Linked DNA regions of Homo sapiens: region 1 is linked to region 2. Evidence: chromatin contacts called from ENCODE Hi-C or POLR2A ChIA-PET data. All regions are on one chromosome and are shown on one strand. Each heading gives the region's core, a stretch centred on a gene start or an enhancer-like site at or near the end of the contact. The rest is flanking DNA. Distances are from core to core; before and after follow the strand shown.

Region 1 (6,071 bases), core at 2,017-4,516, 64 kb after region 2:
GCAGGAATGATGGGATGTGGTGGGAAGGGAATGATTCTGCTGAAAGTGGGGAGGCACCAGAGGGTACCTCGTTAGCAGCTTGACCGGGATCATGGCCAGCTCCAATTGGTCTACACGAATGGTACTCTGAGGGTCATTTGTCATGCAAGTAACCCCTGCCCTCCCACCTTCTGGCTTTTAATATATTAGCCCGGGAAATGCCCGGCAGGAACGCAAACCGCTGGAAAAGATCTCTGGGTTGCATTCCAGGCAGACGGCAGTGGTACCCACTCCCCGTCTCCACCAGGAGACCCCTCTGGAGGGAGGTGGCCGGGTCAGGCTCAGCTTGGGGCAGCGCATTCTTTCTCGGTCCACTAGGGGGACATTTACTAAATCCCCACAACCTGCAAATTCCATCCTTGCTGGGACAAATGGCTCCCTCGTGTCTCTCAAGACCCACTGCTGTTTGTTAACCTGCTGGACAGCCAATCTCTTATAGCTTTCAGGGGACAGGAACATATCAAGTTCTTTCCTTTTTTATTTTTTTAAACAGTGAATGTGAATGTACTGCAGATTTCCCGTGAAATGCTCCATCGTGGGAGTTACTAACTGATGAGTGCATTCATTCGTTCCTTCATTCATGCGTAGGGTACCTACTATGGGCCAGGCCTGTGCAAGGCTCTTGAAGGACAACTGGGAAGAAAAATCAGACATGGCCCTATTCTTATGGCACTTACGATTCAGTGGGAAGCTAGACAATAACCAAATAATTGCATAAACAAATGTAAAAAATCATCAATTTAGGCCGGGTGCTGTGGCTCACGCCTACGATCCCAGTGCTTTGGGAGGCTGAGGTGGGTGGATCACTTGAGCTCAGGAGTTTGAGACCAGCCTGGGCAACATGGCAAAACCCTGTCTCTTAAAAAAAAAAAAAATTATCCAGGCGTAGTGGTGTGGACCTGTAGTCCCAGAGTCTCAGGAGTCTGGGGTGGGAGGATCCCTTGAGCCCAAGAGGTTGAGGCTGCAGTGAACTATGATGGTGCCATTGCACTTCAGCCTGGGAAACAGAGCAAGAACTTGTTTAAAAAAAAAAAAAACAAAAAACAAAACAAAACCTCACAAATGTATTTATCTTTTGAGACAGGGTCTCACTCAGTTGCCCAGGCTGCAGTACAGTGACTTGATCAGAGCTTATTGCAGCTTCTAACTCCTGGACCAAGTGATGCTCCCATTTCAGCCTTTTGAATAGCTGGGACCACAGGTGTGTGCCACTAAAAGATTGTTTTCTGTAGAGAAGGGGTCTCCCTGTGTCCCGGCTGGTCTTGGACTCAAGGGATCCTCCCACCTCAGCCTCCTAAAGTACGGGGATTACAGATGTAAGCCACCACACCCAGCCACAAATTTCTACAAAGAAGAGTTACACAGTGTTCTCACAGTCTACAGTAGGAGGGTTGGACTCGCTCAAAAGGAGGGGAGCTTCTCTGAGGAAGTGGCCCAAAAGATGAGAGAGAGTCAATTAGGTTTTTAAAAAAAAAAAAAAAAAAAAGCCATCCAGGCTGGGGAATGAGCATTTGCAAAGGCCCTGTGGCAGGGGGCTCATGGCAAGCAGGAGGTCAGAGTGGAAAGGGAGGGGCGCAGGGCAAGAAGAGATGTGGAGGGGGCAAGGGCCAGGCTTGGAGGGTCAAGTTAAGACACTTTAGTCTTTATCCTAAGAGTAATGGGAACCCCTGAAGGATGTAAAGGGAGTAACTTGGTCAAATTTGTGTTTTAGAAAGACCAGCTGGGGCATGCCTGGTGGCTCATGCCTGTAATCCCAGCACTTTGGGAAGCTGAGTCAGGAGAATCACTTGAGGCCATGAGTTCGAGAACAGTCTGGGCAAAACAGTGAGACCCCAGCTCTACAAAAAATAATTAGCCAGGCGTGAAGGTACACACCTGTAGTCCCAGCTACTCAGGAGGCTGAGGTGGGAGAATTGCTTGAACCCGGGAGTTCAAGGCTTCAGTGAGCTACAATCCTGCCCCTGCACTCCAGCCTGGGCGACAAGAGAGAAACCCTATCTTAAAAAAATAAAAATAAAGGCCACCCTGGCTGCTCGCAGGGGGCTGGACTGCCCCCACCACATGGCCCTGCAGAAATGAAGGCCTAGTCCCTGGGTGGTGGGAGGGCTGCTGGCAGAAAGTCCCGGCTCCCCATCCTTCAGGGATAGTGGCTGTGGGGAACGTGCTGGCTCTGAGGCATACTCCATTCCAGGACAGCCAGCAGCTGATGCATGATCAACGAGGGGTAAAAAGGCCCAGACTCAGCTCTGAGGGTCTCCCCACCCCATTTCCAGATTCCCTTCAGGGTTGTCTGAAGCCTTCACGGAGGCTGCCTCAAAGCTCAATATCCTTCCTGCCTAATTCTGTACTTTTCCCTTCCCCGGATGCCAGTCCTAAGAGAACCCCTTGACAGATCTCCTGCACAGTCTCCTCCCTCTCTGAGTCTGCTTCCTGGGGCACCCACCCCTCCACCCTCCGGCAGGAGAAGGGATCAGAGACAGTACAGAGTGGAGGAGGGGATGGGCTCTCTAAGTCAGATGGAGCGAGCTCACGGCCTGCACTGGGTGGTGACGGAAGAGACCCAGGCAAGGAGGGCGCCTGTCAGGGCTAAATCATGTCCCCACAAACGATGTTAAACCTCCAAAAGATCATGTCCTAACCCCCAATGCCTGCAAATGCCATCTTATTTGGAAACAGGGTCTTTGCAGATAATCAAGTCAAGATGAGGTTCTTAGGGTGGGCCCTAAACCAAGATGACTAGTGTCTTCATGAAAAGGGAAATTTGGACACAGACACACAGGAGAGCACACGTGAGGATGAAGGTGGAGATCAGAGGGATGCGTCTACAAGTCGAGGATCACTGCAGATTGTGGAGAACCACCGGGAGCTGGGGAGAGGCCTGGGGCAGGTTCTCTGCCCCCAGAAGGAACCAACCCTACCAACACCTTGATCTTGGACCTCTGGCCTCCAGCCCCATGAGGCCATACATTTCTGTTGTTTAAGTTGCCCTGTTTGTGGTACTTTGTCGTGGCAGGCCCAGCATACTAATATAGGACCCAAGAGGTAGCTGGGGAAAGATTGGGCAAACTGTGTGCATGGCATCATTACTCAGGTCAAAAATTTGAAATGAAGCTCAAACTTAAAAATATTGGTAAGTATGAAAAAAAAAGCATGATAAAAAAAAAAAAAAGAAAAGCTATTGCTGCTAAAGGAAGAAGGGTAGGGTTTCCCCACCTCCATCAGCTTGCAAAAATGAGGCTGGTGACGTGGCTGTGGGTCTCATTTCCTGCACGGCCTGTTGGGGTTTGTGTAGTTTCTGGGCACTCAGCTTGAGAGGCTGACCTCCCAAAGGCATTGGGAGCCTGCGGGAGCCAGCCAGGGGGAGCACAGCTGTGCAGCCATGCCTGTTTGTCCTGACCCTACAGCAGGACGCAGGCGCCCCACCACCCAGAACCCCAGAACCGGATGTAGGAGGTGGTGAGAGCTGCATTGGTTGATTTCCTATTTTCTTCCTTCCTATTTTTTTTTTTTTAATTTTTTAGAGCAAGGTCTTGCTCTGTTGCCCACGCTGGAGTGCAGTGGTTCAATCATAGCTCACTGCAGCCTCTACCTCCCGGGCTCAAGCAATCCTCCTGCCTTAGCCTCCTGAGTAGCTGAGACCACAGATGCATGCCACCATGCTCGGCTAATTTTTAATTTTTTTTTTTTTTTTTGTAGAAAAGGGGGGTCTTGCTATGTGGCTCAGGCTGGTCTCAAACTCTGAAGCTCAAGTGATCCTCCCACGTTGGCTGCCCAAAGTGTGGGGATTATAGGCGTGAGGCACCGCACCTGGCCTGATCTCCTATTTCAGTAATGTATCACCTCCTGTGCAAAGAAGGAAGATTGTTGCAAATTAAACATAAAAACATGAAAGCTTTTCAAGCTGGGTATCTAAGTAGCCTTTTCATTCCCACCAACTCCATGACAGATTCCTATATGTGTTGTGCATAACCATTATTAAAATAACAATATCGCCCTGTTGGAAGAATTCAGAATGTCACTAGAACATTCTAAAGATAAAGGCCAAAAAAAACCCAAACCCCCCCCCCACACACACAAAAAACACAACCAAGCTTTATCTTTGGAACAGAATAAGGTTAAAAAAAATTAAAATAATCACAAAGGTATGATTTAATCTTTACAATGTTATAAATATTAATATGAAAAAGACTTTATATTGGGAAACATTATTATACAGTATAACGCTAATTTTATGAAAATCAATTCATTTAGTGCTCATACATTTTTTACCTCTCTCTTTGGCTTTTGCTGACGATTTACGTCTTATCATTTTCTACTTCAACACCTACCACCTTGCACTGGGGTACAGTGCAGGATTTGGACATCACAATTTTTTCTTCAGTAATGCCCCAAGGTTTCCCACAGATAAGAGGAGAAGGTTGGCCAGGTGTGGTGGCTCATACCTGTAATGGCAGCACTTTGGAAGGCTGAGGTGGGAGGATCACTTGAGCCTGGGTGTTTGAAATCAGTCTGGGTAACATAATGAGACCTCATCTCTATTAAAATTAAAAAACTAGCCAGGCATGGTGGTGAACACCTATAGTCCCAGCTACTCGGGAGGCTGAGGCAGGAGGATCACTTGAGCCCAGGAGGTTGAGGCTGCAGTGAGCCATGATTGTACCACTGCACTCCAGTCTGGGCCCCAGAGCAAGATCCTATCTCAAAAACAGCAACAACAAAAGAATAGGATGTTGCCAAAATAGGACAAACAACTGAGCTGAACGTTGGATGTTTTTAATCATAAGCATGGCTTGATTTACATCACTCCCTTCAGAAATGCAAAGGCTTCAGACATCGAGCCAAAGGCAAAACCATTGCAGGTATGTGGGGCCGGGAGAGCCCCAGCGAAGTCAGCTTGGTGCCCACTCCAGGCAGGCACAGGGCCAGCCCTGCTATGCTCCTTATCTCCTTTAATCCCCTAGCAACCCCAGAAGGTAGGTTTGTGATGATCCACACTCTGCAGATGAGGAAACTGAGGTTCAAGAGAGTTACTAACTTGCCCCTGGACATGCCCCTGGGAAGTGGCCGGGATGAGTTGGAAACCCATATCTACTTAGCTCCATGGTCCGGCTCTGTGTGCACTAAGACATCAATTACCCCCCGGGACTGGAAACCAGAAGGAGGCGGGCAATAGGTTGTGTTTGCTGACGGATCCCACCCAGAACTGATCCTACTGGATCTCCCTTAGGGAGACTCAGGAATCCTCACTACAGTGAATTACATGCACAGTTTTGGTGGCCAGAGGGGCATTTAGATGATGGCTACAGGAGTGCTTTTTTGAAAGCTTCATTAACTATACAAGTCAATACCCTATTGCAATTTCCATGAAATGGGTAATTCGGTGAAGTTCTTTTTTAACAAAATGTTGCATCAATGAGGGAATTCAGGGTGGGAGATCAACAGGAAGTTACAGTTGGAACCAATTTCAACCCACATAGAAAGATCCGGAAGCCTTGCAAGGAGACCATCACAGTAATCCGGCGTGAGAGTGCCGAGGCGTAGCTGCTGGAATCATCGCCCATTTTTCTAATTTGCAGCCTAGGAGCTGATCGTGCAACCCTGTTAGGGAGCTAATATAGGATGAAGATGGGACAAGTTGGTGTCGAGAGTAACACGCCGGCTCCTTAGCGGAGGTCTGAAGAACAATCGAGTTGAATTAATTTCTAAGAGACCCCATGACAGATTCTTGATGATGATCCCCAATTAGGGAAACCTCGGTTTCGTTTTTGTTTAATGTCAGGAAGTTAAGAGGCTGTGGGCGGATGGCTGTGAAAGACACGGAGGGTGAAAGCCTTGCCTCTCTTGAAACGTATGGGGCCGTGGCTGCAGGTCCTTTCATGCCTTCTCCAAAGAGGAAGTCGTGAAATCTGTGTGTCTCAGCCCATGTCCAAAGAGGGAAACGCTGTGATGAGAAGATACAGCGGTTCAACTCATTCTGGAGCCCACAGAGGCTTAAAAGAGGGGGAGAATCTGTTTCATGAAAAAGGGAAAGA
Region 2 (6,283 bases), core at 1,809-4,308:
CTCGGACTTGCTTCAGGCCACACTATTTATAACAATAGAAGCAGCATTTTTGGCTTGTCACCTTTCTCCAATGGAGCCCAGATTGTCTCTAAACCTTTAATGGGCATACAGAGTACCTGGGAACCTTGTTAAAATGCAGTAGGTCTGGGGTGGGGCCTGGGAGTCTGCCTCATGGGAGCAGCCCCAAGGGGAGGCTAACGCTGGTCCCTGGAACACACTCTGAGTAGCAAAAGGACTTGAGGCAACTTTTTGGGGGTGATGGAAATGCTCTAAATCTTGATTGTGGTTACATGGAGTATATACATTGATCAAAATGCACTGAGTTTATTGTATGTAAATTATACCTCAATAAAGTTGATTTTAAAGGAAAAAACCCATTCTAGATGAATTACAGATATAAATGTGAAAGATGAAACAATAAGGCTTTTAGAAGGAAACATAAACTTTAGGATAGGTGAATGCTTCTTAAACAGGACTCAAAACAAATTAACTATAAGAAAAAAATACACACATGAATTGGACTGCATTAAAACTAAAAACTTCTGTTCATCAGCAGACTATTGAGAGTAAAAAGCTGAGCTGTAAACTGAAAAAAAATCCACAATACATATATCTGACAAAGAACTCACGTCTATCATATATAAAGAACTACTACAATTCAATAAGTAAAAGACAACTCAATAGAAAAATGGGCAAAACACTTTAACAGGCACTTTGCAAAGGAGGCTATCTGAAACGGACAATAAACACATGAAAATGTATGCTAATTAGTCATAAGCAAAATGCAAATTAAAGATACGAAATTATTTATTTTGCCTAAACACCCACAAGAATGGCTATAATGAAGACACAGACAATTCCATGTGTGAGTAAGAGTGTGGAGCAACTGGAACTCTCATACACTACTAATGGGAGTGCAGACTGAAATGACATCCTTAAAAACTATTTGGTAGTATTTATTAGAGCAGAACAAAAACATAGTCTAAGATCCAGCAAATCCACTCTTGAGTGGCCAAACACATGTTTCCAAAAACACATAAGAATGAATGCCTGGCTGGGCATGGTGGCTCATACCTTTAATCTCAGCACTTTGGGAGTCCAAGGCAGGAGGATCACCTGAGCCCAGGAAGTCGAGACCAGCCTGGGCAACAAAGTGAGACCACCCAATTCTACCAAAAAAGAACGCTTGTAGCAGCATTATTCAATGCAGCCAAAAATTGGAAACAACTCAAATATCCATCAGCAGTAGTATAAATAAAACGTTATACTACTCATTGGCAATAAAAAATGAATTATTGGCAATAAAAAATGAATGAGCGACCGCCGCAAGCAACAACATGGATTAAGCTAAGGTTGCCAGATAAAATAGAGGACATTCAATTACATTTAAATTTTGAATTAAAAACAAATGATTTTTTTTTTTTGAGACGGAATCTCACTCTGTTGCCCAGGTCAGGCTGGAGTGCAAGTGGCATGATCTCGGCTCACTTCAACCTCCGCCTCCCGGGTTCAAGCGATTCTCCTGCCTCAGCCTCCTGAGTAGCTGGGATTACAAGCACCCACCACCACACCTGGCTAATTTTTGTATTTTCAGTAGAGACGGGGTTTCACCATGTTGGCCAGGCTGGTCTCAGACACCCAACCTCAGGTGATCTGCCCGCCTTGGCCTCCCAAAGCCCTGGGATTACAGGTGTGAGCCATTGCGCCCAGCCCAAATGATTTTTATTTTTATTTTTTTTTAGCATAAGAATGTCCTATGCAGTATTTGGGACATACTTACACTACAAAATTCTTATTCTATTAAATGTTATTATATTACAATATTATTTTTTAGCTGGTCATGTTCTGTTTCTTGATCTGGGTGTCACTGGGCGACCTGGGTGTGTTCACTTTGTGAAAATCCGCTGAGTTACACACTTAGGATGAGTGCAGGTCTCTGGTGTGCATTTGCTACTTCAATACAAAGTTTATCTGAAATCACAATAAAACGATCCCTGGCCCGTGGCCCATTAAATGAGGGCCTGCCTCTTGCCTTGAGGGACCCATCTGTTGTCGTCTCTGCTGTCTGTGATCTCTGTAACCCGTGCATCCATCCTGGCTTGTAGCCGCTGCTCAGAACGCCCCGGTGACGCACCCTTGCCCACAGGACAGCATCTGCCCTCCTTGGCACAGCACCCCAGGGCTCCTGTGGCCTCCCCTGCCCCATTTCCACGTCCTCACATCTTTTTTCCAGCGCTGACACTAACCACACCACCACGGCTCTGTGCCTGCCGCTTCGCCTGCTGCTCTGCCAGGCAAAAACCTATTTATTTTCCCAGTCTCATTTCAGCTTCTGTCGGCTCTGGGAGGTCTTTCCTGACTCCTTCAGGCAGACCTGTCTGTTCCTGTCCCCAAGGTCTGTCTTCATTTCAAGCATCCATTAGAGCAACTCCATTACTTCGCAACTGACTGTTTATATATCTGTCTCCTCCCCGGACAACAGGCTTGCTGGGGCAGGGACTCTGTCTTTTTGTCTTTTTATCCCTAGCAACTCACAGAGTGTCTGTGCGTGTTAGGCTCTGCGTATGTGTTAAGTGGGTCATGACAGTAATGGGTGTTAATGAATGGGGACCAGCAGAGAGATCGAAGGGCTCTGTAAAGCGTTCACACTTAATTTTAGAATTAGAGATGGCAAAACCCTGTCTCTACAAAACAAAACAAAAACCAAAAATTAGCTGGGCATGGTGGTGCATGCCTGTAGTCCCAGCTACTCAGGAGGCTGTGTTGGGAGGATCACTTGAGCCTGGGAGGTGGAGGCTGTAGTGAGCCATGATCCTATCACTGCACTCCAGCCTGGAAGACAGAGCGAGACCCTGTCTCAAAAAAAAAAAAAAAAAAAAAAAAAAGAGAAAGAATTGGAAAATGATGCTGTAAGTCACTCTGCTAATGAGTGGCCAGTGTCTCATTTAACTTCCCAGGAGAAGGGTGCTGGTCTTGTCTCCCATGTCACAGATAGGAAGAAAAGTGCTGAGCAGTTCAATGGTTTGCCCAAGGTCACATGGCCGGTAGGGAGCAGACCACACACTCATGGCACTGGCTGTTCCGTGAATCACAGCAGACGCTGAATCACTAAAATGTCCTTCTGGGACAGGCAAGTCAACAGAGGAAGTGCCCAGTCTGCCCCGGGCCACCTTTTGACTCAAGCAAGCTTTCTGGCACCTCTCAAATCAGTCCCTGTGGGTGGCCACCCCCTCTCCCATGGAATGGCTCGCCGGGAACGGGTTAACACCTCAAACACCTAAACACAGCGTTCAGCTCTGTCCAGACACTCTCGACTCCTGCCTGAGATTTTCAGGTTTTAAACAAAACAAAAATCTGATTCACTGTTTCCAGTCCTACAGGAAACTCAGGTCCTTTATTTATCTGCCACTAAAAAAAAAAAAAAAAAAAAGAAGAAGAAGAAGGAAAAAAAAATCAAACCAGAAAAAAAGCCCTTTATGTCTTAAAAGGGTTTTGAATGCATCTCGTTTCATACAGCACCAAACATCGTTCATGACGGGGGCTCCAGGATGAAGCCCAGACTAAAAGACAGAAGGAAATGAAACGCATTGCAATAAAACACACATGCTAATAAATAAGGGCCTGGGCAATGAATCCAGCTCGGAATATACCACTGGCAAGAAGAAATGCCCCAAAGCTTTACTTAAACCAAATAATAGAAGAACAGATGGCTCCCCTGGGTCTCTGGGAAAAGTTAATAGATCCAGGAGGCTGCAGATAGAGGCTTTGTTTGGGATTTGGGCAGAAAACACAAGGCATTCACAAGATTCAAGGTGAAAGAAAGAGGGCTTGTAGATTTAGGGACAGGGACATTTTCATCAGATAACGAAAATAGATATGTCTGGATATCTCTGCTGGGTTTCCACAGGCTGCAGGGCACGTGCCCTCTCCAGAAATTAACCAGGGCTGCGCTCGGCAGCATGCTAGGGAGACCGACTGCTTCTAGCTGCCCAACTGGAGAATTAATTTAACTCCAGAGATTTGGATAATAAGAAAGAACCCTTAAAGGAGATAAAAATTTACTTTGGGAAGATTTTTGTCCCCACCCATTGTACAGCAGCATCCTTAAGTGGTGGGAACAGTGGGTGGGAACTGGAAGCTCTGGGTTCTATGATGCAAGACCCCCCTGGTCACTGATTAGCTGAGTGACCCTGAAGAAAACCTTCAGGCTGCCACCTGCCCAGCGGCTGTTAAGAATGCTGAGATCCGTGGACACAGGGAGGGGAACATCACACACCCGGCCCTGTCGGGGGTTGGGGGGAAGGGGCGGGAGAGCATTAGGACAAATAGCTAATGCATGCGGGGCTTAAAACCTAGATGACGGGTTGATGGGTGCAGCAAACCACCATGGCACATGTATACCTATGTAACGAACCTGCACGTCCTGCAAATGTACCCCAGAACTTAGAGTGAAAAAAAAAAAAAAAGAAAGAAAGAAAAAAAAAAGAATGCTGAGATCCGGTTGGGCGCGGTGGCTCAGGCCTGTAATCCCAGCACTTTGGGGGCGGAGGTGGGCGGATCATGAGGTCGGAAGATCTAGACCATCCTGGCCAACACGGTGAAACTCCGTCTCTACTAAAAAAAAAAAAATACAAAAAATTCGCCTGGCGTGGTGGCGGGTGCCTGTAGTCCCAGCTACTCGGGAGGCTGAGGCAGGAGAATGGAGTGAACCCAGGAGGCAGAGCTTGCAGTGAGCGAGATGGCGCCACTGCACTCCAGCCTGGGAGACACAGCGAGACTCCGTCTCAAAAAAAAAAAAAAAAAAAGAAGAATGCTGAGATCTGTGGACACAGGGAGGGGAATATTACACAGTGGGCCCTGTCGGGGGTTGGGGGGCAAGGGGAGGGAGAGCATTAGGACAAATACCTAATGCATGTGGGGCTTAAAACCTAGATGACAGGTTGATGGGTGCAGCAAACCACCATGGCGCATGTATACCTGTGTAACAAACCTGCATGCTCTGCACATGTATCCCAGAACTTAGAGTTTTTAAAAAAAAAAGAGAGAGAGAAAAAAGAATGCTGAGATCTTCTAAGCACGGAAGGATCACACCCGCATCCAACCCCCATATTAATCCCCTTTCTCCTCCGCACCAGGGAAATCCAAATGACCTTGTCTTCCCAGAGTGGGGGGCAGCAAACTGAATCCATTAACAGGGAAAGAAAGGGCTTTCAACCCAACCGGTGAGATGGTTCAGAGGAGTGCGTGACCGACAGGAATCCACAACTGGAGAGGTCAATTAATAAAAAATAAAACTTCCCCTTTATACCACGGTGCATAAAAACCTCCAGCACCATTTTTCATCTACTTACATTGTCTTGAGAGCAATTTTGTGTAGTGGCAAGGCAGGAATTATTTATCTCCATCTTATTCATGAAGAAATAAAATCTTGGGACAGTGAAGCGATTTGTTCAAGGTCACGAGGTCATCACGGATTTTTTTTTTTTTAGCTTTTATTTTAGGCTCTGGGGTATACCTGCAGGTTTGCTATATAGGTAAACTAGTGTCATGGGGATTTGGTGTATAGATTATTTCATCACCCAGATACTAAGCCCAGTACCCAGTAGTTCCTTTTTTTTTTTTTTCTCCCGAGATGGAGTCTTGCTCTGTCACCCAGGCTGGAGTGCAGTGGCACAATCTCGGCTCACTGCAACCTCGACCTCCCGGGTTCAAGTGATTCTCCTGCCTCAGCCTCCTGAGTAGCTGGGATTACAGGCGCCTGCAACCACACCTGGCTAATTTTTGTATTTTTAGTAGAGACGGGTTTTTGCCATGTTGGCCAGGCTGGTCTTGAACTCCTGACCTCAAGTGATCTGCCTGCCTTGGCCACCCAAAGTGCTGGCATTACAGGTGTAAGTCACCGTGCCCAGCCCCCATAGTTACTTTTTTTCAGATCCTCTTCCTCTTCCCACCCTCCACCCTCAGGGAGGCCCCACTGTGTGTTGTTCCTGTCTTTGTGTCCATGTGCTCTCATCATTTAGCTCCCACTTATAAGTGAGAACATGAGGTATTTGGTTTTCTATACCTGCATTAATTCACTTAGGATAATGGCCTCCAGCTGTATCCATGTTCCTGCAGAAGACATGATCTCATTCTTTTTTAAAGCTGCATAGTATTCCATGGTGTGTATGTACCAACTTTCTGTATCCAATCTGTCATTGATGGGCATTTAGGTTGATTTCATGTCTTTGCTACTGTGAATAGTGCTGCAGTGAACATTCACAGGCATGTGTCTTTATATCGT

Evidence for each region. A loop is a pair of places that touch in the nucleus more often than their neighbours do. ChIA-PET counts read pairs that join two places held with the same protein, here RNA polymerase II (POLR2A). Pooled maps may share reads with other maps.
Region 1: a loop to region 2 is called in a map of heart left ventricle, with 4 times the contacts of the local background. The contact joins two enhancer-like sites. A Hi-C loop is called at or near these places in 2 of 168 maps with a recorded cell type or tissue (endothelial cell of hepatic sinusoid and heart left ventricle) and 11 of 50 pooled maps. POLR2A ChIA-PET finds 5 or more read pairs at or near these places in 3 of 52 experiments (Panc1, RWPE1 and activated naive CD4-positive, alpha-beta T cell).

Annotation. Positions count from the first base shown.
Region 1 is chr7:3,089,330-3,095,400 of GRCh38, forward strand. It overlaps LOC105375130 (a long non-coding RNA gene), which reads right to left. Exons shown (of 2, transcript XR_007060191.1): 2 at 4,797-6,071. Among named protein-coding and RNA genes, the nearest start is that of CARD11, 48 kb to the left of the region's middle. Within about 2 kb of position 3,267, at least 9 of the 41 ENCODE cell types and tissues checked have a DNase peak (open chromatin) inside an H3K27ac peak, as active enhancers do.
Region 2 is chr7:3,025,098-3,031,380 of GRCh38, forward strand. The region is part of intron 1 of CARD11 (caspase recruitment domain family member 11); the gene reads right to left. Among named protein-coding and RNA genes, the nearest start is that of CARD11, 16 kb to the right of the region's middle. Within about 2 kb of position 3,059, at least 8 of the 41 ENCODE cell types and tissues checked have a DNase peak (open chromatin) inside an H3K27ac peak, as active enhancers do.